Linked DNA regions of Homo sapiens: region 2 is linked to region 1. The links are chromatin loops, found by intact Hi-C in ENCODE. Cell type or tissue: left ventricle myocardium inferior. All regions are shown on one strand. Links, peaks and the distances in the headings refer to the core of each region. The heading gives the core; the rest is flanking DNA. Region 1 overlaps RORA (RAR related orphan receptor A). Region 2 overlaps RORA (RAR related orphan receptor A).

Region 1 (15,792 bases), core at 4,094-12,093:
GGGGGACAAGATGTGGGTGTGGAAGAGAGTGATACTGATGATCCTGATGGTCATAGAGTCATCCATAAGCCCTAGAACTCTCTTCCACTACTTCCTCTGGTAAATTTCTACTCATCCTTCTTGTTGGACCTTAAATGTCACTTCCCTGCACTAACCTTCCCTGAGCTCCTTGTCGTCCAACTGGATCAGTATTCACAACGCAATCCTCATACACCGCACGCCCTGCACTTCTCTCCCCATGGATATGGCGCTCCTGGACTTGTGCAATAACTGTCAGCTACATGTGTGGAGTTGTTTGTTTCCTTGTGTCTTGTTTCCTTCTGTATTCCTGCTCCACACATAGGAGACTTCCACAAATGTTCCTGGCCTGAATGACTGTGCAGTGTAGACCTCCCCCAAAAAAGGAGAGATTGTTGTGAGTTTGAAAGTCTGCAGAAAAGTGAGACCAGAGATAGTGAGACAATAAAATGAAGGAGGCTGAATGGTTTGCAGGTCTCGATTTGATTTTATTTTCTCTTTTTAAGGTGAAGGAACAATAGCAGTATGTGATTTCCAGAGAAGAATGTGTATAGCTTACCCTCAAATCTCAAAACCTCCGTTAAGTAGTTCTAGAGGAGGTAGGGCTGGGTTTTGTCTTCTGTTGAGACAGATGCAGTGATTATTGGAAGGCATGCTTACTGGTGCACTGGTTCCTTTACCACAAGTCTGGGAATTACCACTGTATTCCCCAAGGAGGAAGAAAACCTGGGTAGGGAGATTTTCTTTTCAAATAACATTGATTTGGTGACTGATGGCAACACTACAAAATAAACTTTTACTTTTGTTAATTCAATACGGCTCTTGAGTGGTAACTGTTCAAGTTTATATACATATAAGTATATAATATCTTTCTTCTGCTCTCTAATTTGCAATTATTCAATTCAGAAATCCTGATTCTTACTAAAGCATAAGGTATGGGTTCTCTTAAGATTCTCACCTATCTTATTTCTGAAGATATTACCAAGTATGCCCTTATTTTTGTGAAAGTATAAACCTTATCTCCATTTAGCTATCACAGACGGAAAATAAAAATGTTTTAAAAACTAAGGAAAAAGAATTGGTCTTAATATGCAATGCAAATGAGTGAATTTTATAAAAGGCAAAGATAAAAAAATTATAATCCCTTTGGCATGCTATTCATTAAGAAAATTCTTCCTAAGGACTATGAGTTTTAAATATGCTCAGCAAGTCAATCATCTATTCATTCATTCAATATTTATTGTGCTTTCATTTATTCACTCATTCATTCAATTCAACTAATTTATCGAGCAACCCTGTGTATAAGCCTCCTGCCAGGTGTGGGAGGTTGGGTTCACTGAATTAGACAGTACCTGAGTAACTGTGCCAGTGCAGATGGGAATAACGTAAACTCCACACTATTCAAAGTGTGCTCCACGAACTGCTGCCGGTCCTCAAATTGGTCATTGTTGGTCTGGGGCAAGAGAAGTACAGAAACTGAGAGTAAGCCTTTTAAACCTTGCCCATATATGTGATTGTGTAATTTTGTGTCTGTTAACTCTAATAATAAAAAATGGAGCTTGCATTTTTAACTGCCTTTTTCTTTTACATTGTACTTTATACAAGTATTGATCCGTCATGGACTGGGGGGCATGGGGCCAGTTCTTGACCACAGAAAGTCTGAGAAGCCTTGCTCCAGGAAAGGAAAGTAGCACAGTGCCAGGAAAGAGGGAGAGTAGGAGAGTGTGCGCGTTTCCAGCCTGGGAAAGGGAAGCGGAAAGCAATCTGAAAAGCCTCCCCCAGGGGGAGTGGCATTTGAGCAAAGCCTAACAGGATGGGGACGGTTTGGAGGCAAAGACAGGAGAAAGGACGTTTTGAGGCAAAGAGAAAGGTTGAGGCCAGGAAGTAAAGGGTTTATGCAGGGTGCCACGCGTATTTAACGCTCTGTGAAGCACAGAGCAGGTGAGTAATAACGATAATAATAGCAGCTAACATTTATTGAACACTTACCGCAAGCCAGGCTCTGTGCTAAGAACATGGTGGGAATTATCTCATTTGTTCCTTCCAACTACCTGCAGGGACACTGATTTGTGAAAATCGTTCCCAGACAGACGAAGGATATTAAATAGGAGGTGAGAGTGCCCCTCGGGGCAATGGGCTTCAAGAGCACAGGCAGACGGGAGTCAGATGCCGTTCAGGGACAGCTGGGCACCAACTCTATTGTCTGTCTCCTCCTAGACGAGGATGTTGCCTTACTGGGCCTGAGTCAGGCTTGTCAATGTCCTCTTTAAGTGGTGGGCATAATATTGTCCTGCAAGTTCTTTTGGAATGGTGATGTGAGCCCAAGGACGAGAATGAATGGGCAGGTAAACAGAAAGCATTGGCTTGCCAGGTCTAGCACAGCCCAGCCTTGCTGCAGACCTTCTTCACAACCCTGGGGACAGCTCTGCTGGGCTGTGCTGCATCTGGCTCCTGCTATGGGTTGCCCCCTGGAATAGGTAAGATTTTGTGCCTCTGGCTCATTAAATGCAGACCTTAATCTAACCTTACAAGGTAAGTGTTCTGCTCTTTCTAGTTAGTACAGAAATGCTGCATTTGCTTTTAAGTAAGTGAGAAGTGATTTGTAAAGATGTTTCGAACTCAGGACTAACTGCCTCCAGAGATGCAGGAAGTAAGACCAGAACAGTAGGTGGGGGCCAAGACATAGATGGAGGCCCTGATTCCCAGGCTTAGGACCTGAACTTTGATTCTGAGGACAGCAGGGAACATAAAAATCATATGGGAGCTTCTTTACCTCCACAAAGAACATTCTTTGGCTCAGCAGGACAATATGGTGGGAAATGACAAAGTAACTCCTGTGGCCCTAGGTCAGGTTCTCTTGAGGAAAACAAAAAGGCTGGAATGATACAGCTCTTCGTAAACCAGGTGCCTCCAGTGCCTGCGGTTATTCCCAAGTCCACATTTTGCAGACAGGGCCCTAAAATGTCTAGCTAGGAAGTTCCTGAGCCTGTTTTTTTAAAATTCTACACACACACATGCACACACACACGCACGTGTGCACACATGCGGATATATACATCCTCACCTTTTCTTGAGATTACTGCTCAGAAGAAGGCACATTTGGTTTGGTCTGCTTACCAGTTTGTGAAGCACTTCAGCACCTTTTAAGATGTCAAGTGCCATAAAATCAACGTCCTTGTTATCGTGGTAAATTGACCTTCGTTGCCAAGGCAAAGTCAGAGACAGAGTTAACCATGACAGCCACGAATAGCTGTTCTTTGAGGGCCAAAATCATGATTTTCAATGTTTTTCCATCTGAAATAGGGGAACATTACTCACTACAGCCTATAACTGTTTCCTGTCCCATGAAGCTAAATTCCTACGCCAGCAATATGGTCTCAACAGAAGCCCTGAAAACAGAAATGTCACTCCGCAAAGTTCTTATTTCAGCCAACAAAGCTTTAAGTTTAGACTTAACTGTGAAACTGAAAATTTGGCTCACCACAGAGGGAACTGGAGAGACTTTTTTTTTAAACACCAGGAGACTGATGTCACTGCTTTGCCTATCCAATGTCATCTCATCCCTCTCCCCCAAACCCAAGCAAACTCTGCAGTGAGTGACAAACGGCTGAAATTTCAGCTTTACCCCTCAGCTAGCAGGCACTTCCAAACTCATTTAATGCTCAGGTAAGTTTTAGCTTTAAAAAACTTGGTGGGGAAAAAGACCAGGTAATTTATCCCCTATTCCATGAAAAACAGGGGAGTGGGGACCTATGTTAATATGATCTTTAGCAGAAAAATGCAGTGTTGTTAGGCCTGGTTTCTCATACAGATTTGTTTACTGTATCCATATTTACTAAAATGTTTGTTGCTGTGACTGCAAGAAATCAGGGATTAATATTTACCTCTGTTACATGAAAGAACTTACTGTCCCTTTTCTGCAAGTATTTGGAGTCAGAGATTCCTTAAGTAAAAATGCTATAGGCCAATGCTAAACCTGAAAAATGGCTTAGCAAGATGCTGAGTTCTAACCCACTCTGATGAAATTGGTTATATAATTGGCCTTGCATCACGGATGGTTATCCCTATACTTTGTTCTTGTCATTTCAATCAGCCCAAGCAAGTGCACTCCTTCTGATTTAGAGACCCAACCGATATTTGCCCACACAGACATGGTCAGGACAACCCCCAGGGCCTTCGTATGTTGGCTCTTGGCCCAGACGGTATAAGAGTCCATTTACGACATCAAAATATTATGTAAACTCCCTCATCATTAGAGTTATGCTTTTAACCTATTCATTTAAAACGCTGACTAGTTATTTAGCAGTGCTTTAAAAAATATTTCTAAATCCCAGAAGCAACTACATTTATGTGAAAGATAGAGCAGAACATGTTGCGTGTACAGTAGGCACTATTTGGTGGCAGGAGTCTGTGGCTTCCTCTACCCCCAGTGAAGCCTAGAGGACTGCAGGGATCCAGCACCCACGGGTTTAGAGTCTTGGGTCTGGTCCAGTGAAGACACTGCTCTCTTTCATATCTCCAGAGTCCACCAGGGAGCTGGCTTTCGCATCCTTTAATTTGGCTGCCTTTACTGGGAGGTGCTTCACCATGAAGGCTTGGTAATGGATATTCCAAAAAAAAAAAAATGTAAATAGGAGCCACATTCAAGAGCACCATTTAAAATGAAAACCCACATGAGGTCTCCCAGCAAACCACTAACTTTAAAGGGAGCCTGGCTGACTAAGAAGACAGGACACTGGATCCTGGACATGCTGCACCACACAGCCTGCCGGCCACAGCCCTGCTTCTTCTGACCATGGAATTTCCAAAACAGACTCCCTCAAGGAAAGCCAAGAGCACATTTTTGTGGCATTAGAGTGAAGTGAGGTTTCTCTTTATTAGAGAGAGATGGCATTGGAAATAGGCTCATTTTCCCTCATAAGGTACCAGTCTCCAAAAGACTGCCTTCCCGGAGAAGTACCCTGGGAAGGAAAATGCCTCAGTTACGGTACCACATGGTTTGGGGGACTCAAGCTGTCTCCAAAAAGCCCTGAGAAGGAAGGATCCATTTCAGCATCACAATTTTTCTGAACCAAGCGGGGATCAACAATGTGGGCACCAGAACTAAATGATCCAGTAATTATTCTACAAGGAGGTCCCAAAGGGCCCAAAAGCCATGATGTAATGAACAAGAGGAGGCTCAGCTCCAGAGGGCTTCCTTTAGGAGGTGAGTCATGAGCTGTGTTTCGCACTGGCAGAGAGGAAAGCTACGTGGGTAGGGCAGAAAAAAGTGAGCTGTGTCTAGGGGACAAGATGAATTGGATAGGTGACTCAGTGTCAAAGATCCACCATTAGTGAAACACTGTAGACCAGGCAATGTAAAGGTGTCCCATAGGAACCCACTGTTGATCCTTCAGCACTTAAAAAAACAAACAAACAAACAAAAAACACCACTGTTCTTGACGCAGGATGAACCATTTTAGCAGTGAGGGGCAAGATGAATTGGGACAGCAGGGAGACTAGCTATGAAAATGGAGTAATCATTCAGGTGTGGTACAGATGGCATTGGAATGAAGACGGTGAATATAGGAATGCAAATTAGTAAATTAGGCTCAACCAAGAGATGACTCCTGAGCAAATTATCAGACCTACTGCCCAACCGTCAGCCCAGTTTTAGGATTTTAGGGTTTTAGACAAAACAGTATAGGGCTTGGCTATGTATACCACTGGCCTACAGTACAACCTATTGCTACCCTACAAATAAGAGAACAGCAGTTAAAGACCCCCACATTTCCTCTTCCCCTAAGCACCTCACAACATATTCACCTATCACCGGATACCCCATTCCTGGACCAAGCGGCCATTCCTTTGAGGTGACTGATTCAACAAGGTAGTGAAATAAAGAACTTACCCAGATGATTACAAATGCCATTGAAATGTGACACTTTCAAATTGGAGAGGGCATGAAGCTCAAATGATATGCTCATTTTACGGAGGAAGAAGCAAAGACTGAAAACATTGACGAGCTTTCCTCAGGCTCTGAGAGAGGTGAACTGGGTGCTGGGTGAGTTCTGTTCCTGGCTCTACCCCTGAAATACTGGAAGAAGCTGAGAGAATTTTTTTTTCTTTTTTCTGAGCCTCAGATTCCACATTTGTAAATAGAAAAAATATAACTAAATGGCTCCTAGGTCCCTGCTAGCGCTAACTTCTCGTGTGATCAGTGCTTCTAAAATTGCAATGTGTCCAGGTGGGGAAGTTCATTTACCCCCTATCTGGTTTACGCTCACTTAAGGGAGTGATTTCTTTCCTCTGAGGCTCTCATCTTGCCCATTATTCAGAGTGAGCTGCCTCCTGGTGTGCTGTCAAAATACATCAGCTTCAAAGACAAACACACACCTTTCAATCCCAGTCCAAGAGAGTTTACTGTATAATTTATGATAATGTTAAGTCTGTTTCTCATAAATGTTAATGGTGCTACATTTTTTTTCATAGATGGGTAATTCTCAGAAAAGCAGCTGGATGTTAAAAGTTACTTTTTTTTTTTTTTTTAACATAAACTGCCTCAGCCAACAAATCTGATTAAAACAAAACTCTCCAGGATTGCAAGGCACAAAGATTCTGCTAATGTTAGTAAGTAAATCCAAAAAAAAATCATTCAAAGATTCTGTTCTTATAATTGTTTATCTACCATGATTTGATTAAGTTCACATTCACAGACTTTTCTCCATTTTAATGTGTAGATATTAAGAACTTTTTACTTTAATCCAATTCTTTCCACTCCTACAAATTGCTGAACTTGTACATTAGTATTAATATAACATGCCTAAGTACCTCCCAAAGTAAATTCTTTCCTGCTAAAAATATTTTGCTAGCAAATATTCGGCCTTTTCTCATTTATAGAAACTGTAACCTTTACTTCGAAGTGCCATGCTTCATCTTTTATACTCTATAGAATTGTTTTGACTGCTAAATGTGTTTGAGGAATTCTCTCCCAGACGTTAGAAAGTTGGATTTTGAAATCATTTGAATCTTTCAAAGTTATTCCCTGACGAAAGAAAATGCATCAATAATTTCAGATTAGTTACTGTACTGGAGCTTCTGAAATTCCAAATTTTCTATTTTGAAGCATCAATTTGTAGAAGAATGTAAGTATTCTTAATTTTTGATGCTGTAAAATGCAATAACGATAGACATATTTTAACACAGAAAGATAAAGACTTCAAAAGTACATAAACAGCCAGAAAAACATACAAAAGAATTAGCTTAAACACCTTCAAATTGCTTGGGCTCAAGATACCTGGGTTCTAATCCCTCCTCCACTTGATAACTCTGCAACCTCATTCATTGACTCATACATTTATTCAACAAAGGCGTATTCGGTTTGACACCAAGGTACTGTGCTGGGCATTAGTTACAGAGAAATGCTAGATATGGTCTCTATCCTCAAAGAGCCCATAGTGTAGGGGAAGAAACAGCCATGCAAACAGATATTCCTACAGTGTGGTGGGAACATTAATACAGATATACAGAGAGTATTGGAAAGGAAAGAGGGTAGGGGTGGGGGAATGTCAGGGTTTCAAGTTTTCTTAAGGAAGGTGATTCCTCAACTGAGCCTTCAGGCCTGCCCTGTCTCTCGGCTTGACAGGGCGCTTGTGAGGCTCTCGTAAGATAAAGCCCGGTAAAGGCCCTGTGAACTAAAGCACAAAAGAGCTGTACTGGGATTATTTTCCATGGTGAGAAATAGAAAAGCTACAGCATAATGAGTGAGTTCTTTTGCATCTCTGGTTATTAAGGAAAACAACCAAACATGATTTGGAAGAGGGTTTTAAAAAATTCAGTTTCAGCAGATTTTCTCACTCTTATTTGTATGTATAGAGGACTTAAAATGAAAGGACTATATATCTCCATTTCACAGATCAGGTCATTTAGGCACGGGGCCCCGAGAGTTAAGAAAGATGGCTAGGGGAAAGAGAAAAAAAAGTCTCAGCCAGAGGTGAGAGAGAGCAGCTCAGGAACCTGGAGCCGGACGGCAATGGTGGGGGATCGCGTTTTCCTTCTGTGACACTCTCCTCAAGGGTGACGCTACCCCTGCCAAATAGGGAGGAGGAATGATTTTTTTTTTCCTTCATAAAAACAAGTCAGAAAGGAAATAAAATCCACATTTAAAACTCCCAACTGTTTTTTGAAACGAGTATTTTCTTCATTTCTTTTCCAAGGCAGACAGAGCAGGTGTTAAGGCTGAGTTCCTCTTGTCATGTGAAACAAAGATGGCCCTGACTACCATGTACTGGGCGACCTATAATACTGACATCAAGCGCAAAAAGGAAACAAAAAGAAAATAAAAAAGGAATGCGTGAGGGTCGGAGTTTTTGGAAGATGAACATGAGATGACAGCATGAGCTGGGTGTTGAAGTCGGGAAGATGCAGTTAACAGAAGGGGGGGGGGGGCGCCATGGAGCAGTCGTGTGAGCCAAGGTGCAGGAACAAGCACTCAGCTTATCCAGAGGGAGGACCGCTTCCCAGAGATATTTTCAGGGGCAACTTTCGCTTTTTTGGTTTGTTTCGTTTCTTGAGGCAGGGTCTCGCTTTGTCACCCAGGCTGGAGTACAGTGGTGCAATCTTGGCTCACTGCAACCTCCACTTCTGGGCTCAAGCAATTCTCCCACATCAGCCTCCTGAGTAGCTGGGATCACAGGCATGTACCACCGTGCCTGCCTAAGGTTTTAAATTTTTTTTTGTATATGTATATATATATATATATACACACACTATATATATATATATACACACACACAAATATATATATACACACAAATATATATATATACATTTTATTTTTTCCCCCCAGAGACAGGGTTTTGTCATGTTGCCTAGGCTGGTCTGGAACACCTGTACTCAAGCCACCTGCCTGTCATGGCCCCCCAAAATGCTGGGATTGCAGGCCACCATAACCGGTCATCGGGGCAACTATCCTTCAGGGCTTCCTCCAGTAGGGCTCCCCAGGTTGGCCTTGAGGGCCACAATAAAAAATCTGACTTAGCTATACTCCTTCCCTGTCCCCAACCACAGTTATTCTTGTGGATGAGGCAAATGGCAGCAGGACAGCTGGAGTATACCAGAGTTGACTCATTTATTTTATGCATGCTTAGTGTGGCATCCCTGGGGACATGAAATTCCAGTGAAATCCAGTCTTTGTGCTGGAGAAGCTCATAGATCTGTGGAGGAGGCAGATGCCCACCCACTCACTGTACAGTACAAGGGGTTGAGGGCAACAAAAGAGAAGTGTGCAAATGCTAGTGGCAACAGGTGAGGCGGGGAGGAGTTTTGTGAAACAGAGATGATGGTAAAGGAGAACATGAGTGCACAGGGATAAAAACACACAGTACGTTTTGAAGACAAAAGAAAAGCCAGTGTCAGATCTAATGTGGATGACCGTCTGCTTGGGCTGTGGTTCTCAGCCCTGGCTGCCCATTAGAATCATCTGGAGAGTAAATACAGATGCCACATGTCCTATATTTTGATATGGGTGGTGGCTAGACAGATGTATTTCTATGTAAAAATTTATTAGGCCATATACTTAAGATTTGCATCCTTTACTGGCTTAAATCACACCTCAATGAAATTAAAATACTAATCCTTATGCTTCAACCCAGACCAATCAAATCAGAATCTGATATGCAAGCAGAGCTGAAGACCATTGTTCCAAAGGTCTGATATGCAAGCAGAGCTGAAGACCATTGTTCCAAAGGAGGAATTTTAAAAAAACATACCTGGCTGGGCACGGTGGCTCACGCCTGTAATCCCAGCACTTTGGGAGGCCGAGGCGGGCGGATCACAACTTCAGGAGATCGAGACCACCCTGGCTAACACGATGAAACCCCGTCTCTACTAAAAATGCAAAAAAAATTAGCCAGGTGTGGTGGCAGGTACCTGTAGTCCCAGCTACTCGGGAGGCTGAGGCAGGAGAACGGCGTTAACCCGGGAGGCGGAGCTTGCAGTGAGCCCAGATTGCACCACTGCACTCCAACCTGAGTGATAGAGCAAGACTCTGTCTCAAAAAAAAAAAAAAAAAAACATACCCTACTTCAAAGGACACATATTTTTAAACATGAATCAAAGCCTTAGATTCCACTATATACTACGGAGAAATTAACAAAAACAACTAAAATTTATTGAGGTTAAAAATCAAGCCTTATTTCTTTTTTTATTATTTTTTTTTTGAGATCGAGTCTCGCTTTGTCTCCCAGGATGGAGTGCAGTGGTGTGATCTCGGCTCACTGCAACCTCCGCCTCCCAGGTTCAAGCGATTCTCCTGTCTCAGCTTCCCCAGTAGCTGGGATTACAGGCGCCTGCCACCACACCCGGCTAATTTTTTTGTATTTTTGGTAGAGACGGGGTTTCACCATGTTGGCCAGGCTGGTCTCAAACTCCTGACCTCAGGTGAACCACCCGCCTCAGCCTCCCAAAGTGCTGGGGTTACAGACGTGGGCCACCATGCCCAGCCAATTAAGCCTTACTTCTGATCCTTACCACCACTCCATAACGCAGACTAAGTTATAGCAATACTATTTTACAGATGAGGACATTAAGGCTCAGAGAGGTCACTGTCTTGCTCAACGGCACAGAGCTAGCAGGAAGTGGAACTGGGTGGCTGTCTGCAGTGGAGGGATGCATATGTCTCCGAAGAGATCCAAGTATCTTTCCTTAAGGGAATTACTAAATATCATCAAATGACTTTTGTAGCCCACCACCATATCTAACTCAAGCTCTAACAACTTCTTTAAAAAGAAGCTTTTGCTGCTACAGAAAGAATTTCTGCAAAGCAGGAAGCCTGAAGTCAGCAATGATTAAACTGCCCCTTGAAACCCTTAGCTACTTGCACGTCTCTTTGTCTTTGGGGTCTCATCTCAGCAATTCGTTTCAGCTTCAGTCTGCACCAGGATCTCAAATCTGTCATGGCGAGGGCAAGAAGAAATGCCCTCCTAACAAGACTCTGGGCATCGCTGGAGCTGCCTGCAATCCAGACTTCCAAAGACTCATATTCTTCATGAGCAGGTAACGAAGCTCATAGGAACAGGAGAAACTGCACAAAAGCAGAAAATGACAATTCAGAACACACACCCATCCAGTGATGGCATTAAGGAAATCCTCAAAGCCCTTAGCAATGTAACTGCCAAAAGAAAAAAAAAAAATGACTTCCTATAAAAAAAAAAAAGGGCCCAAGTAGAAGTTATAATAAGGATCCATATACATACTGCAGGTTATGAAAATTACTGCAGCATTAAAAGTGATAGTAGAATAATGTCATCTAGTGTATATGAAATCCTGGACAATATAAGATGGGTTGCTTAAGGATAAAGGCTAATACTGCTTAGAAACACCAGGGAAATAAGAACTGTATGTAAGAGGAAAAATATTCACTTGGTATTTCTGGATCACCTCTCTGCTCTTTGCAGGAGAGTAAACAGCATTTCCGGATGGCATCTCAGCAGTTCTTTACATTGAGAGAACTTCTTTCTTTCTTAAGCCAGGCTCTGCTGTTTGAGCTGAAAAGTTCGGGAAGACATTATTCCACATTATTTCTTCACTCCCCGTTCTATTTCTAAAATCTCACAATGGATAACAGAGAGGGCTCTCTTCTATTGTGGAGAAGACTGAGAACTAAGGGAAGCATTTGAAAAGGGGCAGTTTTGGAAAACTGCACACCAACGGTCTTTTCTAAGAATCCAGACACAAGACCTATGCAGCTGGAATATATTTTAAAGTGTCTCCTCCAAATTCTCAATTTTAAAAATGAGGAAAAGAAGACTCAGGGCAGTGAAGTGACTTGCCTGAGGTTACACTGACTTCATGGCAGAACTGGGTCTAGTAAAGCCGTAATTTACATTTTATATATGGCTGTATAACGTTTAAAGCCCTTTCTCAGATATGATCTCATAAATACCCTACGGAGGATATCACTTTTTTTCAGATGAAAAAATTGAGGCTAAGAGAATCAGTAATTTTTTTTTCCCTAAGCTTACACAGCTAGTAAGGGGTGGATCTTTTTAAGACAGGTGTCTGGAATCCCTCTCTGGTATCCAGAAATTGCCTGTGCCAAGTGTGTGGCTAGCATGCTAACGTCCACATCTGTACCAGGCTCCATTTGTCCTGATTTGCTCTAAATGTAAGCTACGCCATCCTCTCTGCCCACACCCCAGATAAGGCTTCTTGCCTGTGCATTACTGAGTAAAATATATTCGGGCAGCTTCAGGCACATGCTGTACTGAGAAAATTGAGACAAAAGGCTAAGGATGTTTGGGCACAGGCAAGAAGCTAGATTACAAAGGTACATCACTTTCATATTCATTTGTACATTTTTCCTCATAAGAAAATTAGGCTTTAATGTAACCTCAATTTCAACCTTGTTGCTTTATCGCCCAGAGCCCATTAGAGAGCTATTTCCCAGGGCCAGGAACTTATGATTGGAGGTCAGGAGGCTGGGGTTTTAATCGACTCATGATGAAGCTGCTTTCCTGGGGTGTCACTCACTCTTCTGTCTCAGCTCTGCCCTGTTCTCAGGGCGGTGGGTAGGGGGTGCACCCTACATAAGCAGTGAGGATTTTTCTTAATACACCAGAGGCTGAGTTAACTGCCAATGAGGCGAGGGGGGAGCAGGGAAGGGGATGGGAAACGGCTTCGTTCATTCACTCACAGACCAACATATATCAAAACTGAGCAGCTAAAGCTTGCAAATACACTGCCCAAGATAATGTAAGGGCAGGATGTGTTCCCTGCCCTGGGCTAAACCAGGTGTCTAATCCATATTAGGGGGCACATGAAGAGCCCCTGAGGAGTTTCACGTGTCCCAAAACAAACAATCCTCAAAAAATTCTTCATATAAAACTATCTGCAAATTGGGAATGTTCTCACCCACTGGTTCTAGATGCACACTGGAAACACCGAGGTAGGCTTAAAAAATGTTGATGCTTGGGCTCCACAGCCCTTTGGAGATTCTAATATAATTGGTCTGGGGTGTGGCATGGGCACTGGGATTTTTTAACTGTCCCTTCCCCGTCTTCCAGGAGATTCTAACATGCAGGCAAGTTTGAGAAGCACAGCTCCAGCAGAGGCCTAAGCCAGATTTCCCAGCCGGCCTCTGACCTGAAATGTCTCCCTAACCTCCATGTCCATACCTGGGAAATAAGAGGGAAGGGCATGACCCTTCTGTCTACTTCCTACATGCTGGGGCCAACCATTCCAGGTACTTGACACCTCTGGGTAGGATGCTGGTGAGAACACCGGAGCAATTCACTTCAGCCTGCTGCAAAATCCTCGAAGTCTCGCTTATCCTACTAAATAAAATGTTTATCAGGCCTCAGACTTCAAAACATACATGCGAACAGCCACTGGAGGCCTGTGAGAAGGTTCCTTACCCGCCAGCACCTAGCACAATGCCAGCTCTGCTGATTCCCTTCAAAGCAGATTTCCCTTGCTGCTTCCTGAGGTCAGCCTCCTACCTCTTAGCCCATTATGCAGCCTGGCACCCCTGCCATTTAGGTGTTGGCTGCTTTTCCTTTAAGCAATTCCCTTATCGGGGCTCAGGGATAATGCAAACATCAGGAAAATACTATTTTTATATTCTAGTGGGTACAGCTTATAATAATTCATGCTGGTAGGTTTTGTTTCCTATATATTTGGATCCCGACTGCGGTCTACCTCCAGGCAGGAACAAAATGGATGCAGTTGGAGGCAGCGGGGGAGGCTCCTGAAGCGTTTGATGCCGATTCAGCACCCTCTCTGCCCCTCTGAGAGCAGAGTGTGGAGTCTCACAAGTGTTGCTTCTCATCAGGAAGCTCAGGAGACCAACAGCAAGAGGGACGCACTGGAACATGGCTTTCTAGCCAGAGAATCCCAAGAGAAGAATAACCCTTTAGTTTCCGATGTAGGTCATTCTTTAAAAGCAATGCCTTGTCTATATTTATTTAACTATTTTTTAATCTTGTTTTATTTTTTTCCCAGCATAACTTTTCCTCAATTCCTTTGCTTTTCAAATCCTGCCTGGGAGCAATAAAACCTCTATCAATAAGACTTTAAAACCCAGGCTCTGTTACTAAGGAGCCTTGTAACTCTGAGTACTCAAAGACTGAACCCCTCTCTGAGCCTCAGTTTCTCCATCTGATAAGAAGATCACACTTCACTAGCTGATTGCTAACCTTCCACTCTGACCTCACATGACTCTATCACTGTAATCCCCTTTTTATTCCATTATAATCTTTGGGTCTTATTTCCAGCATCTAATCCATGGCAGGCATTAACATGATCTTTCCTTATACAACCCATTCTTATTCCACCCCTGCAAAAACGCAAAAGAAAAAGTGTGTGTTTGGAAAGGGAGGGGATCAATTGGATTTTTTCAAATTTAAAAATGTTCATCATCAACCTTTTCTGTGATTGCAATGTTGGTGGTGATGAAAATAAATTGCCTATAAAATATAAAACTGTACCTTTTTGGTCCACTAAATGTCATATTTTACATCTATTAACACTAGTATTCATACCAAAAGCCAACTATCGTATTATTGTAAAAAGTGCATCTTGTGAGGGCAAAAGGGATAAGGATACTAAAAAACGTGACACTGAATGCCCTACACATGTTTATGGAATCTTATGGTGTTTGGGTATTATCCTTGTTATCTCAGGTAGAAAGGTGTTATCAAATTATAAACTTGGGGGCTGTTGCTATCAAGAGCAGTTAATTTCTTTATTGATACTATTAGATTACAAAATATGTCTATTCCACTAACCCGACAAAAAGAGCACAGTGGTGTGAAACAAGTGGGCACAAAGAGCCAACAAATTTCGTGGAATTCATGCTTATTTCAGTTATACAGTATATCAGATTGTTCGTTAGATCACAATGAATATGTTATTATTTGATCCCAAATATTCCTTTTTGCAAAAATTGGATTACAAAAGTAACTTTATTATACCATTTCAATTATTTCCCTATGAACTAATTCTTTTTAAAAATTGACAATGCTTCTGATTCCTCTGTTTAGCAAGAATTTTCTTGTTCTGTCCTTCCTCTTTTCTCCTCCCAGTTCCAAATCAGAAGGGTCAACAGGAATACACTTAAAAGTCCTATTTTCCACCAAAGCCCTAATATCAAATGCTTTTGATTTGAATAAAATCGGTTCCATTAGCACATTCTTAAAAAATCAATTGGCTAAAAGGTAGTGAAAAACCATCACATTTCCTGTGAGCAGGATTGTATTGCCACAGGAATGGTGGCATAGGATCCAGAAAAGCAAAATTTCATGTTGGGAAGCTGTGCTATGATACCAATTGACATAAGTATTAATGTTGTGATCTTTTTGAAATCTTGTATTACATTAAATTATAGTTTCGCAGCTGTGTAAGGAGCAATGGGAAGAATTCTGGTCACTTTTCTTTAAAAAGCTCCTCCTCTGGGGCTACAAGGAACCAGGCTTGGCTAACATAAGCAGCCCTCCAGTTGACAGCCAGACATAGAGTCTCCACACCCTAAAATCATCAAAGGCTCTCAGATGTCTTTTCCCCTCCAGCTTTATTACAGCCTAACTGACACACAAAAATTGTATGTGTTTATAATATATGCACAATGTGTATACAACCTGATATTTTGATATATGTACACATGGTGAAATGATTAAATCCAGCTAATCAACATATCCATCAACTTACACACCTTTTTTTGTACTGAGAACATTTAAAATCTACTGTCTTAGCAATTTTCAAGTTTATAATAAATTATTTACTATAGTCACTTCATTG
Region 2 (15,792 bases), core at 2,895-10,894, 57 kb before region 1:
CACTTTTTAAAAATTCGAATTTATTTTTTGGTGTAAAGCTTAATAGCATGGGTTTTAACGTTTTTGAGGGCTGCTTTTCATTCAGAATTTTCACCACTCTTCATCGCAGCAGTTCCTGGAGTAAGCATGGCTTCACTAAGGGACCGAGGCCACAGTGAGAATTAATATTTATTTTTTGGCTAATGTTTACAGAGTGCCTTAAGCTGTTCAGCAAAAATCACTTATTTTCCCAAAGAAAACACACTCATCTCACTTCTCTACCGTCTCTCCCGCCCCTACAATGCCTTGCAGGTGTGTCAGGTTCTTTAGGTGTTTTCGATGTTCAGGTCCTGTGCCAGGCCATTATTAGGCCCACCCTACAAAATGACTTTAGCAAAACGGAGGCTGCTTCAAAAATTCCAGCTGGTTTTTCAAAGTAATACTAAGCAAAAGTACACAGGCAGAAAAATGTGATCATCCTGAACTTTTATCACACATCAAAATTTCCCTCCTATATTTTTAGAACCATTTCAGTGAAAAGTGTAGAATGGCATCGCTAATGTTTATAGGCAAAGAACAGAATCATTAGGATTTGAGACACGTTTTCAGAAAAGTGCCTTTAAATAATTAACGTCATGACACTCTTCCTCAGTTCTTCATCCAGCAGAGTAAATGTCTCTTGACAGGTAATAGTCCTTTATGTGAAGCAGTAACTCCAGTTTGGTCAAGGTAACTAGTGTTATTGAAAAGCATGCTTTAATTAAATGCAATGTCTTAGAAAACCATGCTGTTTACAAGCAATAAACAACTCTTAAATATTCAATTAATCAGCTATCAACCCAAATTCATAAAAGACCCACATACTACTTCTATGCTTTAAAAAGGAAAAGAGACATATTAAGAATGAAAGCAGATTAAAGAAAAGAGCTAATCAAAAAATAAGAAACCAGGAAATGACATTGTCAATAGTGAGCACCCGTTTTGGAGTGTGCGCTATGAATTTGCTGGCTCCGACAGTAAGTATTCCTACATGGGCTTTCTCATTTAGCACTACCCTAAATCCTGTGAGGTGGTTATTGGCATCCTTCCATTAGATGAAGAAGCTGAGGTTCAGAGACGTTAAGCATCTTGTCCAAAGGCAGTTGCTCTTAAATGGAAAAACTAAAATTCCTATCTGGAACTCTCTGAATCCCATGCTCCTTCCACTATTCACAGTGCCTCTCAAACAGAAGAAAGTAAAAAAGGGGAGAAACTGAAGAAGTCAAAACCCAGGATTATTCAGAAGTACGGAATTAACCATATTTTGGGTAAATATGTGTTTTCCAGCCATTGGATCAACCATGATGTGATTCAAACTGGCTTTTATGAAAGCCAAAGATACCAGATGGACCATCCTTCAATCTGGTGTTTTTGTCATCTAAACATGGTTCTAGAAATCAAAACAAATAGAAACATGAAAAGCATTTTTTTAAAATATGGGCAATCTCTATTCTAGAATAAAGGCAAAGAATGAAAAAATAATTATCAAAACCATTCCTAGAATAGACAGGGCCTATTTTAACATTTAAAAAGGCAGACACCCGTCCAGTTTCCTTCCGCAAATAGTCACCAATCACTACTTCTGCTGAGTACAGATAAAAATACCTGATGTGGTTTTCCAAAGGGCTTCTCACAGTATTTGGCCTATTCAACCTTTGCATCTGCCTTCCCTCTTGGCTCCTGACTTTTGTCAGCTGTACCATGAAAAGGCGATGCCTTTAATGATCTACATTTGACAAGACTGGAAATTAACCTTTTAGTGAATCTTTCACATTCAATGTGAAACAACAGAACCGGTGGTGATGTGACATTTTTGGTAGGTGCGTACCTCAAAGGCGCCTGCCTTCAAGATCTCCCTGAACACCCAAGGGTATCTCAGGCTGCCAGGTCTCCTTAGACTCGACAGGCGAAGGGAGAGAGAGGAAGGGAGAGAGAGGAAGCCTGGGCAAGCTCTTGGAACATCTACATAAAATGAAGGTATTCAAAGCTGCTTCTATTTAGCTCCTATGCACTTCATTATACCTGGCTTTTTAATATTCTAGTATAAAAGAGAAATACAGGAAAGAGTCAGAATATTGTTTCTTATTGTCAAGCCCCCCAATGCAGAAATACACAAACATTTGACTTTTATGCCCCACACTCACACGTGATCTTTCTGCCAGCATTTCTGGGAATGATCATGTTTAGAATTTCTGCTGGGAAGGCAAGCGCCTTCAGCATTTCTTTAGATGTCATGAAGCATTTTTAAACTGAAAGCACATGAAATTTGGAGTCAGCTCATAACACTGACATGTCATAGTGAAAGTAACAACAAATACTTACTTGTCTCTAAGGTACCATCTTTCTTGCACCCCCACACTCAGTGTGTAATGACCACCTCTGAGACACAGACATCTATAGAAACTTCTTGTTTCTTTGTCTCTTTCGTTTCTCCTCAACACAGGGAAGCAAGGGGAGGAGAAACCATGGAAAAGTGCTAGCCTTTGTACAGGGCCACCATCAAGATCCAGCACTTAACCCTGAGCACCCCACTCATACTTACTGGAGAGCAATGATAAATCTAAGTAGATGGCTTGAAACTCTAGGACTTCTAAAATCTCTCTCTTCATTCAGGAATCCATCCTCCTGGAAAAAAGACCACTACGGATGGGGAAGTTTGAAGGACAGGCATTTAGACCTGAAAGGCATTTAAGAGGAGATTCAGCAAAAGATCCTGTGGGACTAAGGATTTTGCGAGTCATTCTTACATGAGTGTGGCTTGCTGCTGACTGAGTAGGATGTTTTCTGCTGCTCAGTCCTCGCCCCTTACAGGCTTGAGTAGTTGGGGAGGCCTCCTGAAAGAGGAAGGACTTTAATCAGACTGTGATGAGGGCAGGGGGTCCCCTGGTAGGGAGGGGAGCAAGAGCAAAGGAGGAGATAAGAACCCGCAAGGTGTTGTGAGATTGTGAGGAAAAAGCACTAGTAGAAAGGTGACTTTTAGATGAGGGAAATATAGATCAGAAAGGCAGGGTGTCGCCAGGCAGAAGAAAGCTAGAGTTTTGGAGTTCTTCCATGGGGAGCTTCTGAGCCACTCTTGGCACCCTTAACCATTGGATGAGTGAATGTGCAGGCGGTGCCAGTTCAGGAGGAAGAAGGAAATGTTTTAGGGAACATTAATCTTACTACAGGGTCCTGGATAACTTTGAAGGAAGTCAGCTCAGGGGTGAAGAAATCAGCTTAGAAAGCAAGGAACTTAGCCCAAGTAGGAGGTATTAAGGCCCTGGGTTCAGGTCTGTGATAGAAGTAAGCAAAAGGGGTAATCTGAAGAACGTCAGGAAAGTTACAGACTAATTGAATATCAAAGGGTGAGTTGGGGAGGACAGAACAAAATTGCTGATAACTAAGCCTTTGTGCTGGAGTGAGAAGAAGAATGATGCCAGTGTTCACAGAGCCAGGGGATTCAGGAGACCCTCTGTCTAGGGCCTAGCACTTTGTATCTTAACCAGATAGAACACACTGTATCATCACACTGTATCATAACGTGGCAGTGCTGCTCATTCCACTGTAAACTAGGCAAGGACAACGTCTCTATGTTATCGGCCTTTCTATGTTTAAGCATCCAAAGCCCAACGCCTAACACAAAAGGGGTGGTCAGTAAATACCTGTTGTACGAGGCAGGTTTCATTTTGGAGGAAGATGAGGTAGTCATCTGTAAAATATGGTGAATTTACGGTGATAAAGCATTTCCACAGGCATGATAAATGTTGAAATTTTGGAGAGTGAGGTCATCTTTGATTTCTTCCTTAATTACTAACTACCTCTGCCGTTCCTCTAATAGTGCACAAATACTCCTGCATCTTCCTCCTAATGTCTATCAGTCATGGCCTTTCCTTTCCAATGGGCAGAGGGATGTTACAGCTCTGAAGACAGATTATAGTCTCCTACAGAGAGTGCAGAGAGAAGATAAGAAAGCCAGTGGCTGAGCCTCAGGGGATGCCCCTATGTAGGCAGAGGAGGAAAAAGAGGAATGTCATTCCCAGTTGCTGTAATAGAGTCAAAACAACCAAGATCCTTGCCTACTGAGAGAAACATAAGATGTAGGCCAATGGGGCCATGTGTAGATGATCTCAGGTATCAGATGTTCACTGCACACCTTAGAGTGATGTTTATTCAACTGTAGATAATATTTAATTGTTACTCTTTGAAAGATAGTTCACTTTAAGTTCCCTGAGTAGCATAGAGTTATTCAAATGTACCTATTTATTACAAGACCATTGTATAAGGAATTATGAATGTTTCTGGAAGAATAGGGATTTGTAGAAATCTTCCTTGCTCCATACAAAATCTGCTTTGAGATACGTTATTGCCATTTCTATCAACAGAATCTTTCCTCCCAGTAGGAAATTAGAGCCCAGGATTTCCTGCTATTTATGAGTTATAATAAAAGATTCTTCTTCTCAATTTTTTTTTAATGTGTCCTGTCCCTAAATAGGGCTCAGCCTGAAAGCTGGGAAAAGGACAGATGGTATCAAGGAGAAAAATGACAGTGAATTCAAAGTTCCCGTTTTGGCAGCCAATCACTCTAATCAAGAAAAAGGGATTTGGTTACTTTCAATAATAAAATAATTCTTAAAATGTAAAGGATGGAAAAAATGTAAAGGATGAATTAAAACAGTTCCACACGAAGAAGAAGAAGAAGAAGAAGAAGAACAAGAAGAAGAAGAAGAAGAAGAAGAAGAGGAAGAGGAAGAGGAAGAGGAAGAGGAAGAAGAAGAAGAAGAAGAAGAAGAAGAAGAAGAAGAAGAAGAAGAAGAAGAAGAAGAAGAAAGCCTTTCTGACAAGCACCACCCAACTACTAGTTCCATGGAGGTGGAGGGGTTTCCGTATTATTTGATTTATCTTCATTGCCTAGAGCACAATGTGGTTCCAGATCTCAGTCAAACCCAGGAAATGAATAGATTGTAAACTAAATCCTTTCAGGGAGAGACAGAGTTCACACTTCTCAGGATCTCCACCACGCCTAGTATCCTGCTGGGCCAAAGTGCGTGCCTGGCAAACATGTCCCTGGTACTTGGACATCTCTTTCCCGCGTTCCTCTTGGCTCTCCTTCCTTCCACTACTCATTCTGCTCCTGGGAGAGTTAATGCATTGCAGGAACCCTTCTTCCAGGCCTGGTTTCAGGTGGCTGTCATGACAGCACCCCCTGAGAGCAGGCACTTGCCATGGGTGCCTTTCAGGTACACCTCAGGGTAGGGGTCGGGGGCAAGGGTGACCGTGAGGTTCACAGCAGGGGATGAAGTGAGGAGACCCCATCCAGGTAAATAACACCTCTCCTGACTCCCAACCAATGTGAGCTGCTCAGGGAAACTGTGGACCCCCTCACTGGGGTGAGGTTCTAGCTTTCTCATGCCAAGGACTCTTGGGGAAGGCAGTTTGGGATGCGCTTCAGTGATCCAGCCACCTCACTCTTTCTAGTGAAAGGAGAAAAATGGCTGGAATCTTACATCAAGACAATGGAAAACAGGGGTGTCCAATCTTTCGGCTTCCCTGTACCCCACTGGAAGAAGAATTGTCTTGGGCCACACATAAAATACACTAACTATAGCTGATGAGCCAAAAAAAAAATTACAAAAATACCTGATAATGTTTTAAGAAAGTTTACGAATTTGCACTGGGCCACGTTCAAAGCCATCCTGGGCAGCGTGCGGCCGATGGGCCATGGGTTGGACAAGCTTGATATAAAATGTCAAGCCTGAATCTAAAAGCAGGTATCCTCAAAGTCCTCACGGCTGAAGAAGGAGCTGCTGTTCTTCCTCCCTGGAATTTGGCATTAAAGGGCATTGCAAGGGCTGGGCGCGGTGGCTCGTGCCTGTAATCCCAGCACTTTGGGAGGCCGAGGCGGGCGGATCACAAGATCAGGAGATCGAGACCATCCTGGCTAACATGGTGAAACCCCGTCTCTACTAAAACCACAAAACATTAGCCGGGCATGGTGGCGGGCGCCTGTGGTCCCAGCTACTCGGGAGGCTGAGGCAGGAGAATGGCATGAGCTCGGGAGGCAGAGCTTGCAGTGAGCCGAGGTTGTGCCACTGCAGGCGTGCAGGGAGACAGAGCGAGGCTCTATCTTAAAAAATAAATAAATAAATAAATAAATAAATAAATAAATAAATAAATACAAGGGCATCGCAGGAAGTCCTGATGTCAAGGTAATGCGGCCAGGCATATCTGTTGTTGCTGACCTGAGAGCTATGGATGCTGTGAGCAGGGGCTTGGTAGGCCAGGATAGACAAACTTCTGACCTCGCCCCTCATTCTAAAGTGTAATTCCCAGATTTTCAGTAACTTACGTACCAACCTCTAAGCCCCTTTATGGTTGATTCATTCCTAGGTATATTAAAAATAATTCAGGTTTACATAATCTATCTCTAATTGCAAGAGTTAAGAGGAAATTTAAACTACTGCTTTAGTTGTTGGGCATATGGGTCTCTAGAGACAGGGTGTTAAGCATCACTGCATCACCACTTTGCATATAGGAAGCACTCAATAAATGTTAGTAAGGCCGGGCACGGTGGTTCACGCCTGTAACCCCAGCACTTTGGGAGGCCAAGGCAGGTGGATCACTTGAGGTCAGGAGTTCGAGACCAGCCTGGCCAACATGGTGAAACCCCATCTCAACTAAAAATACAAAAATTAGCCAGGTGTGGTGGTGGGCGCCTGTAATGCCAGCTACTTGGGAGGCTGAGGCAGGAGAATCCCTTGAACCTAGGAGACGGAGGTTGCAGTGAGCTGGGATTGTGCCACTGCACTCTAGCCTGGGCCAGAGAACAAGACTCCGTCTCAAAAAAAAGTTAATTGGAGGAATAGAAATACTATAGGTAAAGACAGTACCCCCACCCTATGGAGCACTGCCACCTCTTCACCAAGTCTTCTTGGCTCTGAATGCCTGACAGTGCTTTCAATGTGGACACAGGCCTTGTCCCCACACAGGGTTTTTGCTGTTCTGTTTGATCAAGCCACAGAACTGGGGAGACGGCTCTGGGCCCAGCTTCCCAAGTTTGTCTTTTTCTTAGTCCTTTCCCTGAGATGCAGGTCCTGTCTTGCTCCCCTAGCCCCTAGCCTCAGCCACCCTCTACTCTCTGCAGTGCTGCATGGTTGATTCTGTATTTCCTCTGCAGCCTGCCTCTCTGTGCCACTCTCCTTGGAGAATGAGCAGAGCAGAGCCGGACGCCAGGCCTGGATGGAGTCAGGGAAGAGGTCTCAGAGGAGGGAAACTTTAGGGGAGTGTTGAGAGACAGGAGGAGCGAGCCAAGTAGAGAAGAGCAGGGCGAGTGATTCAGGCAGAGGAAACAGCTTGGGTAAAAGCATAGCATGTCTGTGACCCCTGCTTCTCAGATGGGCGGCCTTCAGGACTCTCTGGGAGCATTTGCATATCATATGTATATTAATTTATGTATTCAATGTATGCTCAGCATTCCTATCTGGAGTGATGAGAGTGATTACGCTCCCTCCTCTCCCAACTGCACAGGCATGCAACAGGAGTGCCTTATCCAATTGAAAAAGCAGTCTCCATCCCCGAGTGAGGGTATTTCCATGCTCACTACCAAGGTTCAGGGACATGCTCCCCAGAAATAGTCTGTGATGAAGCACGTGGTAGAATAAGGCATCCCACTTCACATGAACTCTTGTTTTCTATATTTGTTTTTTTTTCTAAGTTATGATAATCTGAAAATGACAGAATTTACACAGTTGGAGTATATTTCCTGAGATCCCACCACATAAAGAAAAGATCACAATATAAGGCATGAAGAGTGGGAACTCACAGACCCGGCGTATTCACCAGTGTGCTCCCTGACCTGGAGAACACAACTGCAGTTGCCAGGCTGGCCCTGTGAAGCCCACAAATCAGGACACGCCACTTAATGGCACCACCAGCAACATAGCCTTCCCTTGGAGACTCAATAATATCTGAACCCTTCACGGCGTGGAGCTGCTGATGTTCCTAACTACAAATTCAGGCTCCACAGAAAACATGGCTTCTCTTTATTTTAGATTATCTTATTTTATAAAAAGCAAGAATATATAAAAGATATAGAGAAAAAAGGCAGACAGAAGCCACTGCCCAGTGAGAACGTGCTGGAATATAAAAATGTAACTTGATAAAAGAAACAGTTACCTAGAACCTGGTATACAGTAAATGTATAAAGCATTTTATCTTTCATTATCTAAATGTGAAAAGGAATTAACTTAAGATCACTTGACCTTGCAACTGTACAAAATGAATTTTTGTACATTAGTATGATCAACCAACAGTGCAATAAAATGTAAAATAATATCTTAGAATCAGATTAGCCTGGGTGAAATCTTTGTCCTCCTAAACTGTATATCCTTGGAAACACCCTTGAAAGTTTCTAAAGGCTCAGTCTCTTCATCTTTGAAATGGAGATATCTGCCTGCTGAGGAGATTAGATGGTTCATGGGTATAAAGTATTTAGAGTGCTTCCTGGCACATGTGTGTGGTCAATATTAACTATTGTTATTAGAAAAGAAAAAGAACACTAAATGACAGTTTTTCCATTTAAAATTCCCAAATCAGGTTTCCTGTGAAAATGGTAAAACATGAGCCAGCATTGCAGAATAGAGAGCACGTTTGGCCTAGCTACTGAAACTGGGAAAATGCTAGGAAAGCCAAGTTCTTGTCCTGGTGCTGAACTGCCTTCCGTCTGGTGTGGGCACGTCAGATCACCTTGCCGGGGCTCTTTCTCGCTTCAGAATAAAGTGTGAATGGAGTTAGTGCTGGATAATGTATCAAGCCCATACCAGCCACAACATTCCAGAGTCAACCTCGAGGGCAGCTGTGATGGCAAAAGTCAACACAGTACATTTTATAAACCATAATTAGAGGACAGAGTGATCAGGCCTATTGCCCACATTATGTAATTAGCCCTCTGCCTACAGGGAGGGAGTGCCTGTGTGCAATTATGCAATCACATTTTGAAGGGAAAGACACCAACTCACATCACATCATCAAGAACAATTATGATTCACTTGAGTCACAGTTTCCATCCGCGAAGGTTGTCCAGGTAATTTTAGTCTGTACCTTTGTAGTGCCAAATATTTAAATAGTTCCTTATTTTTGCAATGCCTTGCAATACAAAGGCACATTTACATGACCCACTCTTACTGGCTTTATATTAGACCGTCAAGTTACATCCCATTATACCTGGACCATAACCTACTACTCCCACACAAGCAAACTGCAGGGATCTCAAACTTTAGAACCAAGAGAGTCATCAGGGAGCTTGTTAAAAATGCTGACCCTCCTCGCTCTATATTGATTCTGCAGGTCTACTGTGGAGCCCAGGGATGTGCTCTTTTTAACAGCCTCTCCAAATTCCTCTGGTGTCAGTGGTCCACAACATGAAAAAAAACTCAGATTTACCATGGATAGCTTTGGTGGAGACAATGCAGATGGTTGCAGGACCAGCATTACATGAATTGAGGCTTCTGTGCCTCCCCCAGTCATTGGGAAGCATGAAAAGCTACTGCCCAATCCCCCCATCCCCTTTCTTGGCACAGAAGCAGAACTCTAGAATTTCTAGGCTATAAGCCAACTTGGGAGCAATAAACATTCCCCAAGTTCCCCACTCCACCCTGTCCCTTCACACATAATGAAGCTGCTTCATTACCTGCCCTGAGCTACTTAACTCACTCTTCCCCATCTCCCAGCAACAGAGACTAACATCAATCACTAAGTGTTCCCAGTACATCAAGCAAGGAGAATCTTGAGTCCAAAGCAATTGAGAAAGCAATGTATCTAAGGCTCCAGAATGTATCACAAATTAACAATAGTGTTATCACTGGAAACTCAGCTCAAATGTCACTTCTTCCAGGAAGACTTCCTTAAAGGTAACCCCTCCCCACAGAATCTGTTTAAGATTTTCCTCCTAGGTAATAACATGACATGCCCACAAAAATCTTCACCACAGGTAGCAAGTATCAAATGTACTATAACTGTTTGTAACTGTTTTATTTAGACTACGTGCTCCTTGAAGGTGGGGGCCATATCTGTATCATCTTTACATCTGCAGCTCCCCTCTGTTTCACCTAGTTAATTCTTACTACTCTAAGTTAAACTGCCATTTTCCCATGAGAGCCTTCCCTAACGTAAGTCAGTCCTTACTATAAATGCTCATCCCACCCTTTTCTTCTCTTTTCCAACACTTCATGATGCTTCTATTTTCCACATTGACTGGTTAAACCATGTCTCTGCAATCCCACTAGCTCCATGAGGACATCAAAGGGGAATAAAACAAAAAAAAGGTATTCAAATAATATCTCTTTAATAAATAAATAGATTCAGATGACAATAATACTAGCCTGGGAGAGGCTGGTCAGAGAATATGGGGCAGAGTGGGATACCTGGATGTTCTACCTTTAAGGTGCCGTTTGATCTTGGTTGCTTCCTACTCTTGCATTCAAAGAATCCAGTATAAAGCTCATGCTGGTAAAAGTTTGACTGCAACACTGGGAGAGAAAGGACCTTTTAGAGCACAAAAATTACCTGCCAAGACCTTGTTTCCATTGCATAACCCCTAACTTTCATGCAAGACTCTGATCCTACTCCTTTAATCTGACTACATTTCATATTCTCCAATAACTTCTCCATTCTACCCCAAAAGCAGGCAATTTATCTTTCTACCATGGTCAGTGTTCCCTTCAAGGTTGGTTGCAACTTGGGTGAAATATCTCAGTGGAAAGCCAACAACTGAATCCCATGCTCAATTTTCCTCTTCTGGGCTAGGGTTTGGGCCTTTTACTTATGTCTATTTGTCTGAGAAATTTACTAATGCGTCTAGTGGTTTTTATGATTGTAAAGACCCAGTTTGCAATGGTATATTGGCACTCATCTACATTCCACATGCATCAGGAGCTTCCCATTTTCACCTATCACTCATCAACTTTTAACAAACACAGCCTAATGATTCCATGGTGGTAGACAGGCATTGTGGAACCAGAAAGGAACATGACTCTGCTATGTGTTCATTAGCCGTAATAACACTTCAGAAAAGAAACTTAAGAATGTTACATGTGTACTATAAAATTTCTTTCATCTGGGAAACTTTTTTTAGGACCAAAGTGACAAAGATGTGAGTAGTCTACAACTTGCACAATTGTGGGAAGACAGGGCATATTCCTTTTTTTTTTTTTTTTTTTTTTTTTGAGATGGAGTTTCACTCTTGTTGCCCAGGCTGGAGTGCAATGGTGCAATCTCAGCTCACTGCAACCTCCACCTCCCAGGTTCAAGCAATTCTCCTGCCTCAGCTTCCCGAGTAGCTGGGATTACAGGCATGCGCCACCACGCCTGGCTAATTTTTTTGTATTTTTGTGGAGACAGGGTTTCTGCATGTTGGTCAGGCTGGTCTCGAACTCCTGACCTCAGGTGATCCACCCACCTTGGCCTCCCAAAGTGCTGGGATTACAAGCGCGAGCCACTATGCCCCGCTGGCATGTTCCTTAAGAACACAGAATACCCTTTCAAGAAGTTCCAGCTCTTTTTGGAACCAAGTAGGTAAAAATGTCATTTCTCAAGTCCAAAGAGTCCAAATCTTCCTTCTTCTAGATCCACATGCTATGAAAGGAAAGGGTTCATAAGACCAAAAAAAAAAAAAAAAAAAAAAAAAAACCCAAAAAGGTGGATAGCCTAGGCCTTGGTCCACTGAGCACTGTCATTTTTGGCAGCTGCATTAAAGGTACGATTGTGGAAAAGAATGGCTGTAACCCTGATTTCAATGTCAGAGGTTAAAGATTTAGCCCAAGTGCTCTAGCTCTCCCAAGTTAACCATTATTGACATATTATCTATGTATGTATGCATTAGTCTAAACTTTTTTTCTTTTTTTTTTTTTTTGAGACAGAGTCTCACTCTGTCACCCAAACTGGAGTGCAGTGGCATGATCTCAGTTCACTGCAACCTCTGCCTCCCGGGTTCAAGCGATTCTCCTGCCTCAGCCTCCTGAGTAGCTAAGATTACAGGCCCATGTCACCATGCCTGGCTAATTTTTGTATTTTTAGTAGAGACGGGGTTTTACTATGTCAGTCAGGCTTGACTCCTGACCTTGTGATCCGCCCGCCTCGGCCTCCCAAAGTGCTGGGATTACAGGTGTGAACTACTGTACCTGGCCTAAACTTTTAAACTCTCATTAATTTTCAACTTGTGCAATTTCACTTAAAACTGCCTCTAATGATGTTGTCGACAACGAGGGTAATGGTAGCCATTTGTTAAATACTTTTATAAATTTCAAAAATTATGGCAGGTGGACATGCATCTCTCATTTAATGATTTTAAAAACAATTTTAAGATTGTTATTTCTTTCCTCTTCAGATAAGAAAATCAAGAATCAGAATGATTAGGTGAAATGCCCAAGACCAGACAAATAAATGGTGGGACAAGGATTTAAACACTGGTGTTCTCATCCGGTACAACATGCTGTCACCCTCAAAATATATACATATGTACTGCTGCCAGGTTCAAGGAACAAGTCCAAGTTTATGCAGTCCTGCTCTATAATGTTCATCCCATCCATTCTCAGCTTCCTACATAAAAGATACTAAATGCGTTTGCCCTTCCAAGGTAATATCTGAAATCCCTTGGCTACTTTAGCCCTGTCAGATCCTTCCTTGGTTTTGTTAGGTTGTTCTTGAGGAGTATTGGTCTAGCTGTAGATGATATTATGAATGGCCAGAGGGTCAGAGATATGCTTTTGGTCTTTGATTCCAGCATCCTCCATGATTATACCCAGCACTAGGTCTCTGAACCAAAGCCATATTTTGGTCAAAATATTTGGAGAAATGTCTGAAATGATTTATAAGCCCATTTTCTAGGTTATCACCTATAATTCTGGCTGCTCACCTCCAGTTGTAATTTGAGGTGTTTCTTTTTCCATAGGTTTGGTTCATATGGATGCTCTTCAGTCTCTTTTTAACACACTTGGCCCATGATGGCTTTGTATTTCTCTCTTAGAAAGATTCAGAAGTTTCACTACACAAAACGTATAGAGAAGTGTTAAACTGGATTAGCTCTAACCAATGCTTAACGGTGTGCACTGTCTATAGTTCTCCATTCAGAGAAGTAACATTGTATATCTAACCACTGTTTCCTCTCTTGAAGATAGCCTCCACCCATGAGAGTGTTTCCTCTGATATTACGGTCATTAACAATTTTGATGGAAGGAAATAGCTGGAAAAATTCACTATGTCAATTGCATTTATTTGTCAGAGTCTCATGATAATGGTTCAATTGTTCCATGTTCCTTGACATCCTGGACTCAACTTCAGAATATTTCATTGCTCTGGGCATCTAAATGTATACAAGCAAAGCAGAGTAGGTGGTTGCACAATTGTTCTATAAAGCTGAGCTATCCATTTAGTCAATATAAACCATTCTGGGAAGAACAGGATTTCTTTGCTCACATCAGGAGTCTCAGGTACTGGAAATGACCACATTCACCCATGTATAAGCTTTAGCTTAGCTCATTTAGCTCAAGACCTGCAACAAGTCACCCAATAAAATAGCAAAAATTTTCTTGGGCACACAAGCAGTTAAAACCATTTCTCCACTCAGTGAGATGCAGAAACAAGTACTCTTGAAAAAACAAAGAGAAATTAGTCTGATAATGGAAAACCACTGAAAGCAATTTATGAACCATTTCCCCCTGACAATATAGAAACTCTTAATATACTGTACGTAATTCAGGGTGGGTCTTCTTTTGATTCCTTCCTTCTAATCATCCACCTTTCTAGCAGTAATACTGACATCTGAATCTCTTTTTCTCACTGTTTCAAAGGGATATACGATAGCAAAAATGGCTATGCAGTGGATGAAGCTAAAAGCTTGTATTGTTTATTCAATGGTACACCTCTGATAATTTAAAAAGAAGATTAATCAACCAGCTGTGAAACCAAATATTTGCAGAATCTAAGCACTTATGTAAAAAATCTACATTTGTAGCTGTGTGCCCTTAAATAAATAAACTAGTTGATCACTGCAAATTAAAAGAACTTAAATGGTAAAAACTGCCATTTCTTTAAAAACGATGACAGTGAAGAAAAAGCTTTTGCAAATAAAATTGGGTGGAGAATCTAATAAACAGGGAGCTATGCCATCCCAAAGGAGAAAAAAGCAAAAAGAAATTTCAGAAAAGATAACAAATTAGTTTAGCAAAGTCACAAAAAGAGAGGGCAGACAAAAATAAAGGCATAGGATGCAGCGTCCAGGGAAAGAGGAAGGGGCGAGTGGAAACAGCTGGAATTGTTCAGCTGTGTCAACATTCGGCTGTTTCACAGATTGACTAGCAAAGTGTCATCTGAAACCAATTACATTCCCAAAACCCCACGGACCCAGTTCATAACATTGATTAATCCACATTGTGAAAAAGTCCCCAAGCAAAACTAGAACAGCTGTCAGCCCTTGGAGCTCAAAAAACAGCAATTGCTTGAGGAAAAAAAAAAGGAAAGAAAAAAGAAAAGAAAAGAAAAGAAAATCTCCTCTTGAAATTTTAGGGATTTTCAGGAGGTATGTCTACTGAAACCGAAGATAGATTTAAAACGAACTCCTCCACCTCCTGTCTGTTTGAGCACAACTGGCTATAATTAGAAAAGCAGGGGTCATGTTAGAATAAACCCAAAGTCCATTCCCAAAGTCAGAACAGAACTGCCTCACAGTCTCTAATACCTTGTATCTTTTTGCTCCTTTCTGGAGAAAACACCATCGTTTGATGTTTTTAAAAGTATGTTTATTTTTTCTTCTCATTATTTTAAATGCATTAATCTACTCCCTTTGGGCCCATAAAAATGTAGTTATATGTTATACGTTTTCTATTAAAAGCTGTTTTTATACCGTTTGTTCTATTTCACAGAGGTAGAAGAATACATAAAGTCCTCGATTTGCAAGCATCCAACTTGTGCATGACTCAAATACAAAAATGGCGACCACACCTCTCTGATGTGCAAAACTACTGGTATAGGAGCCTGTAAAGGTTTTCACACACACCCGTATGCCCCCATGGGATCCTAGATACCTGGTACCTTCTAGCAAAGCCACTCATCCGAAGATGACTCACTCATGGCAAATGCCTTGGCCTTGACTCTGAAGCTACTGCAGCTAGAAATCCACCACCAGGTATGGTAGAAGAGACCCCAACACCATATAAGCAGCCACGAACATCTCCTTAAGAAGTCTCAATTTCTGTAGACCCTGGCCTAAACTCACCACTGTGAGGATGCAGAAGTTGTAGGCATCTGATCCTTTGGACAGATTTTTTCCACGGAAATAAAATACATGCTTATTCATCTGCTCATTCATTCAGCAAACATTTATTGAATGTCTATTCTATCTCAAACACTGGGTTGTACCCAAAAAAGCAATGTTAGCTTACAAAATGTTTGCACATGCTGAATTTTGTAGATGGGTAAACTGAAGCTCCAAAAGGTTTAGTGACCTGCCCAGGGCCATCTAACTAGTAGGTGTTGGAGTTTGTACTCAAACTGAAGGCTATCTGATAACATTTCATACTCTTTTCAAAAACCATATTTACTACATTATGCTTGACACAGGTTTTCATAAGCTAGCAGGGGAGCCCAAAAGCATGCAAAATATAGCTTCTACCTGGAGATGCATTCCAAGTTACAAAAAACTGGGTATAAATTGGACTTTAAGAACATAAGCGGTTTACATATTCAGATTACATTCTACTTTTGCTCTCTCCTCTGTAAATACCCCATTAGTAATCTAACGGACTC

What was found. Hi-C counts contacts between places; a loop is a spot of excess contacts. Peaks named below come from ENCODE experiments on the same cell type or tissue, not always from the same donor. Only the 100,000 strongest peaks of a DNase experiment are listed, where the experiment ranks them.
Region 2: a loop joins it to region 1, with 4 times the contacts of the local background. A loop is called at or near these places in 3 of 110 quality-filtered maps.

The regions. Positions count from the first base shown.
Region 1 is chr15:61,110,649-61,126,440 of GRCh38, forward strand. All of the region lies in intron 1 of RORA (RAR related orphan receptor A), which reads right to left. It overlaps LOC107984805 (a long non-coding RNA gene), which reads right to left. Exons shown (of 3, transcript XR_007064660.1): 1 at 1-15,792. Among named protein-coding and RNA genes, the nearest start is that of RORA, 110 kb to the right of the region's middle. In left ventricle myocardium inferior, for the core only: a CTCF peak has its summit at 8,470; no DNase peak of the experiment used is centred there.
Region 2 is chr15:61,055,228-61,071,019 of GRCh38, forward strand. The region is part of intron 1 of RORA (RAR related orphan receptor A); the gene reads right to left. The region is part of intron 1 of LOC107984805 (a long non-coding RNA gene); the gene reads right to left. Among named protein-coding and RNA genes, the nearest start is that of RORA, 170 kb to the right of the region's middle. In left ventricle myocardium inferior, for the core only: no CTCF peak of the experiment used is centred there; a DNase peak (open chromatin) is centred at 7,214.